Regions from separate parts of the Homo sapiens genome. Here region 1 is linked to region 2. A link is a loop called in an ENCODE intact Hi-C map of the cell type or tissue named here. Cell type or tissue: A673. All regions are shown on one strand. Links, peaks and the distances in the headings refer to the core of each region. The heading gives the core; the rest is flanking DNA. Region 1 has its middle 70 kb from the start of TCL1A. Region 2 has its middle 78 kb from the start of TUNAR.

Evidence for each region. A loop is a pair of places that touch in the nucleus more often than their neighbours do. Peaks named below come from ENCODE experiments on the same cell type or tissue, not always from the same donor. Only the 100,000 strongest peaks of a DNase experiment are listed, where the experiment ranks them.
Region 1: it touches region 2 in a loop (2.3-fold over the local background); 2 of 110 quality-filtered maps call a loop at or near these places.

What each region holds. Positions count from the first base shown.
Region 1 is chr14:95,782,940-95,785,859 of GRCh38, reverse strand. No RefSeq gene overlaps it. Among named protein-coding and RNA genes, the nearest start is that of TCL1A, 70 kb to the right of the region's middle. In A673, for the core only: no CTCF peak of the experiment used is centred there; a DNase peak (open chromatin) is centred at 1,509; H3K27me3 peaks cover 554 bases.
Region 2 is chr14:95,953,389-95,956,308 of GRCh38, reverse strand. No RefSeq gene overlaps it. Among named protein-coding and RNA genes, the nearest start is that of TUNAR, 78 kb to the right of the region's middle. In A673, for the core only: no CTCF peak of the experiment used is centred there; no DNase peak of the experiment used is centred there.

The DNA.
Region 1 (2,920 bases), core at 206-2,705, 170 kb after region 2:
AGATCCCAGGTGATGTGTACCGTCATCCCTCGGTATCCACAAGGGATTGGTTCCAGGACCCTAGAGCATATCGAAATCCACAAATGCTCAAGCACTTTATATAAAATGGTATAGTATTTGCATACAGCCTATGCACATCCTCCAGTATACTTTAAATCGTCTCTAGATTGCTTATCAGACCTACCTGATACAATGCAAATGCTATGTAAATAGTTGTTCTACTGTGTTGGTTTTACATTTGTATCATTTGTATTGTTATGTTGTTACTTTTGTTGTTTTTTAAAATATTTTCGGTTTGCTGTTGGTTGAAATCACACATATGAACTCATAGATACAGAGGGCCAACTCTTCATGCATGAAAGCTTGGGAAGGTCTGGATTAGAAGACCATGCACTGCAGGGGTCCAGGCTGGAGATGGTGACAACCCCACTCAAAGCAGAGAGTGGGGTTTCAGAATAGAAGGAGACATATGGAAGAAGAATTGACATGATATAATGGCGGGGCTTGGTGTGGAGTTTGGGAAAGAGAAATTGAAAACAAGAACATATTTCTTATTTGGCCCTTGGGGGAAGATAGTGTCTCTGTCTGCAGGTTAGTAGGGAAAGGCTGATGAGTTATTTTCTTTAACTCAGCTATTTTTGCACAGCATCTTATACCAATAATTAGCTTGCAACTTTTGTGTCTTATTTAGTAAGAAGCATCTACCCAAACATGCTCACTCTGGTGTAGATAGAAAAGGGCATTTTTTCATTGCAAGTTTTCACATTCGGAAACAGGCTTGTTATAGTTGGGTGCTTGCTCTTGGTCACGTACCTAGGAACTGGTGGAATGAAGCCTGAACTCAGACCTTCTTACTTCAGATCCTGTGCTCTTTTCCAAGCCTGGCAGTATTTCTTTTGTTTTGTTATTTTGTGTCCCATTGATCTCTGTTGTTGTTATTGTCCATTCACTGCTTAGTGTCCAACTAAGTCAACATAATTGATCCCTCATGGAATGCTTTTATAGAATCTCCTTTATTAATCACTGGTCCTTTAAAAAATCACTGCATATAATAGGCACACAATCAACACATAACATCTCTGGTCACCAGAACATGTGAGATTTTTCCCACACTGACCTCACAAGACTGCCCTGACTTGAGATTCCACTCTTAAGTCCAGGCCTCCAGTATTTCTGGCCAACCGGCTATAAATCGGGGATTCCCACGATCCCCTCCTCAGGTTTGAACATATGAGCATATGATGGGAATTGAGGGGAGAGGAGGGTGGAGAGGCAGGGAGGTAGTCTATTTTGGGGGTCTCCGATGCCTTGGGAGAGGTTTGGACCTTGTCAAGGGCATAAGACTACTAAATCTGTGCCTTTAAAAGATTACTGTAGCAAAAAGATAGAAGAACAATTACATCAGGGCTAGAAAAACATTTTAAAAACTTGGCTGAAGAAAAAGTCCATGACAGAAATGAAGTCAGCTGAACCAATGCTCCTGGCATAAAGAACAAAAGCAGTGGTGATCAAACTTTCAGGACCACGGACAGATCTCCTCTCAGTCCAATCCCCTTTTGCCAGAATATTGTATAAATATCTTGTCCAACTATTTTTAAGATAGCCACCATTTACTGAGGGCTAGGATCCTTGCATACATTATGTCTTTAATCCAAATAACAACCTTGAAAGGCAATGATTATTGGCCCCATCCTCCTGGGGAGCAAAAATTGAATCTCACTGAGGAATCCCTTATCAAGAGCACACAGCAGACCAACACAGCAACTTCATTTTGCTATACTGACCATTACATCAAGCTACCACCACTAAACATGCTCTAATTTTGAAGTGGCAATTAATTCATTTTTCCATTTTAGTTAATTAAAAGCACAGATCCAGCCAGGAATTTTAATTGGTCATCCAGAACTGCCATGTAGTACTGCTTGTACTTCTAGCCCCAACCAAAGGGATTTGGCATCCTTGTTCACTGTGCTGAATATTGTGAGTAACTGCAAGGATATCTATGTGGGTTTTTTTTTTAAATATTGGAATGGTTTCTAACACCCTTCAATCCTCCTTCAAGGATGCCTAGGGATGTGGGGAGCCAGAACATGGAAAGGTGAAGAAGGCAGAGCCTGGGAACCCTGGCACCCTTGTTAAGGTTTATAAATGGGTCTTCTCCAGGAAGCTGAGAAAATACTCAGCCCTACCAGCTCCTTTCTCCATCTTGGGAACATTTCCTTTCATTTTCACAGAGTCAGGCTTGTGATTATTTTCAGTTCCAATATGAGTTTGTCACTGTGTGGAGTGGAAATGAGGTGGATGTCAAATAAATACCTGATAGAGTTTCTGCCTCACAAACTGGGGAGTGTTCAGAGAACCTTCAACATCAATGAGAATTCTATTACAGTATTTTCTGGGCTGCTGTTTATTTCTTTAGTCAGAGGGTCCGAATTCAGGGCCTCACTACCTCCCCCGGGAAGCTGTCTCTAATTTCTCCCCCTTTGATGTGTTGTGCATACAGCATTTGATTAGTCTTTGGTAGAGCAACTCTATCTAATAAAGTTACTCATCTGCTCCAAGATTCTCAATGGTTCCCTATTGCCTTCCAGTATAGCTCATAATCCTTAGCTGGCTATTGAGGGCCCTTCACAATTTAGCCATAACCTATCATTCTAACCTCATATCCTGCTGCATCTCTCCACAAACATCATGGTCCAGTCACATGAGTTTAATTTCTATTCCACAAATTCATAGCTCAGGATGTGCAAATTGCCTTATCAGTTTCTTGGCACATAGGCCACCCCAATGTAATAAGAGGCTTCCTCAAAAACACCATTGAAAGCAGTCTGCTGGCAAGACAGAAGTCAGAATCTTTTGTAATTTTATCATGGAAGTGACATCCCCTCAATGTTGCAGTGTTTTGTTTATTAGAAGCAAG
Region 2 (2,920 bases), core at 277-2,776:
CAGTCCTCAGGCCCAACCACTGGAGACTGCAAAATCAAGCTATTAGTATGATGGAATGGGGTACAGATGTTTAAAATGATAAATATGATGATTACGCAGACAAGGTCCTTTGCTACTTTGCTACCTGTCAATGAAAGAGTTAACTAAAAAAACGTAGGAAGCAGGAATATATATGGATTACAAAGACAGCAAAACAATGTTGACACATTGATAATGATCAGCAGAGGCCCTGGAGAGATATGACTGGTTGCTGGGTTAAGATAAAAGAATTTATATTTTTATGTGATGCTGATGTAAAAAGAAAGAATATAAAATAATATTGTTTGACCAGTATTTAAATGCACCTTTAAAGCATTTTCTGATAAAATATCTTGAATATGGAATACACAATACATCCAGTAATGCCTTCTTTGGGTCTGAGGTCACCAGGCAGGACAGATGGTAGAGATAAGCCAGGCACTGGAGCCACAGAGACCTAGGGTGGGTGCTGGCTCCACTGTGGAATCTGCATAGGTGGTTGTCATTACCTGCCCTTGATGCATCCCAATCTGGTGGTTGATGGTCTCACTGCCCTCAGCAAGCTTCTTTCCTCCTCCTCATTGATTCTTTTCCTAACCAGCAACAGGAATTGAGCACCCAATGCTGACACTCTCGTATTTGAGCATCTACTCTTTCTCACATGCTTCTGAGCACTGACACACAAAGGTGACTGAGACCAACTATATCAGTTCTGGAGTTTCAACTATGAGTGACAGGTAACTCAGTCCTGACTGGCTGACGCTGGAAATGCACTTCTTAGCAGTGTCAGAAACTCAGAGGGCAAATGAAGGACCCAGAGGCTCTATGGTGCCAACAAGGATGCAGGTTCTCCCATCCTGTCCTCTGGCATCCACAATGCTGGACACACACTGGGGCTGGATTCCCTCATGGTCAAGGAGCCATTGGGCCAATGTGGAGAGAAGAGAGTTCCTCATTCGTGGCCAGTTGAGAAAAAAGAGTTCTTCCTCACTAACTCTACAGAAAAAGCCCAATCTTCCTTCTGACTGGAGCAGCTCTTGTGCCTGTATTGCCCCTGACCAACAGCATCTCCAGGGCACCACCACACACTGACTGGCTTAGCCCTGGGCTCAAGACCAGTCACTGCCCAAGGGGATGAGGTTGCCACAATAGCTTGGACTAACACGTCCCAATCCCCAGACTGGAGTCTGTTTCTCAGGTCTCATTCTGCTGTATAGCGGGAGGCATGGGGAATCGCAGTGGGTATTTGGCAGTCAGCCAGTGTCCACCACACAGACTCTGTCCTCAAAGGTACACAGTGTGGTGGTGGGAGTAAAAAAGTCACTGTAATACAGGAGCTGATGGAGAGCCACAGAGGGCCTGCCTCTGGGGCACAGAGGAATGACAGCTTGCTCAGCCTGGGGTCCTAAAAATGCCTGGGAGTCCCCAGCTAATTGCAGAACTAGGGAGGGGAGGGTAGAAAGGCATTCCTAGGAGGGACGAGTCCCCCTAGAGGGCCACCTTGTGTGTGACTAGCTGAGCAGTGGGTGGTGCTAGAGCAAAGGGCGGGGTAGAAGCAAAGACCACATTCATGGAATGACCCCAACCTTGGTGCCCTGCTATTCAGGTTAAGCAGCTTTTGTGAGCAAAGTAGAGCCATGGTGGTCTTCAATAGTAACCAAATACAGTCAGATTAGCGTGTTACAAAACCACACTTCCTATCTGGAGTCTGAAGATCCTTATTTGACCATCTAGGAAGGAGTCTCTTCAACATAGCTGAAGGATCCTCTCTTCTGACTCTATCATCCTTCAGTTTGTCAACCCTTGCCCGTTTCCACCAAGTAGCTGGTTTGTGCGGAAGGCCCAGGGGCCTTGTCTGTGATTCACTCACCTGATTCTGCAAATCTGATATAAGCTTTCTGCTGTGAAGCCTTACTGAGCAGCATGCTCCCCCGCCATGGGGAAGTGACAGACAGTGGCTGATGTGTGCATGCAAAGGTGTTGCCCAGAGTGTAGGCTGGAGGGAAGATGAATAGAATCCACGTTTGTTTTGTGTTTGAGGGTAGGAAAGCTCATTTTAAACCAACAATGAGTCATAATATTTATTTTCTCTTCTGGATCGAACTAAAGGAAGCAAGTCTGAAATCTCACTGGTGATCCCTACTTGCTTAAATGGGTCCTCTTGGGCTTTGGGGGCCACTGAACAATAGTTGTGACACAGTGATGCATAGTGTTCTTCTTGTTTCTTTAAAAATGTCTCTGCCTCTCTAAGTCTCTGTCCCTCTAACTATCTCCTCCTCTTCTCTCTCTCTCTCTCTCTCTCTATTGGGACAGTATTTCATGCAGGTATCCTACAAATATCTATGCCAGGCATTATTAAAGATTCAGAGAATATGAATTAGTAATTCTCAGGTTTATTGAGGAGACAATTTATTATAGTTGGGAAGAAAGCAGCAATAACACACAGAAGGTTTGCTCATGTGAAATGGTGATACCAGCTCTAAGCTGCAGGCACTTTCTCCACCATTGACAAGGTGGTCTTCCCAGGGGAGGTGTTCCTTGGCCTGGGCCTATGGGGATGTGCCTGGGAGGATTTGGATTTACAGATAAGTTAAACCCGTGTACGCTAAGCATCTCCTCTGTGCTTGGCCCTGGACTGGGTTGTGGGGACACAGATGAGTTATGTCCAGCCCCTTCCTCCAAGGAGCCCAGAGTCCAGGCAGCGTGGCAGCATCCCAGGTGCAGCACGCAGTGTGAATCATGAGATCCTGCCTGCCTGAGTACCTGGGCTTAGCTTGGTGCTGGAAAATACCCTCTGATCTCTGGGCCTGTGTCCTCACCTGTAAGGGGACAGGCTAGACTTCACCACCTCTCAGGCCCTCCTGGATCTCATACCTTTGAATCTTTGTATTGTGTTTTCTGG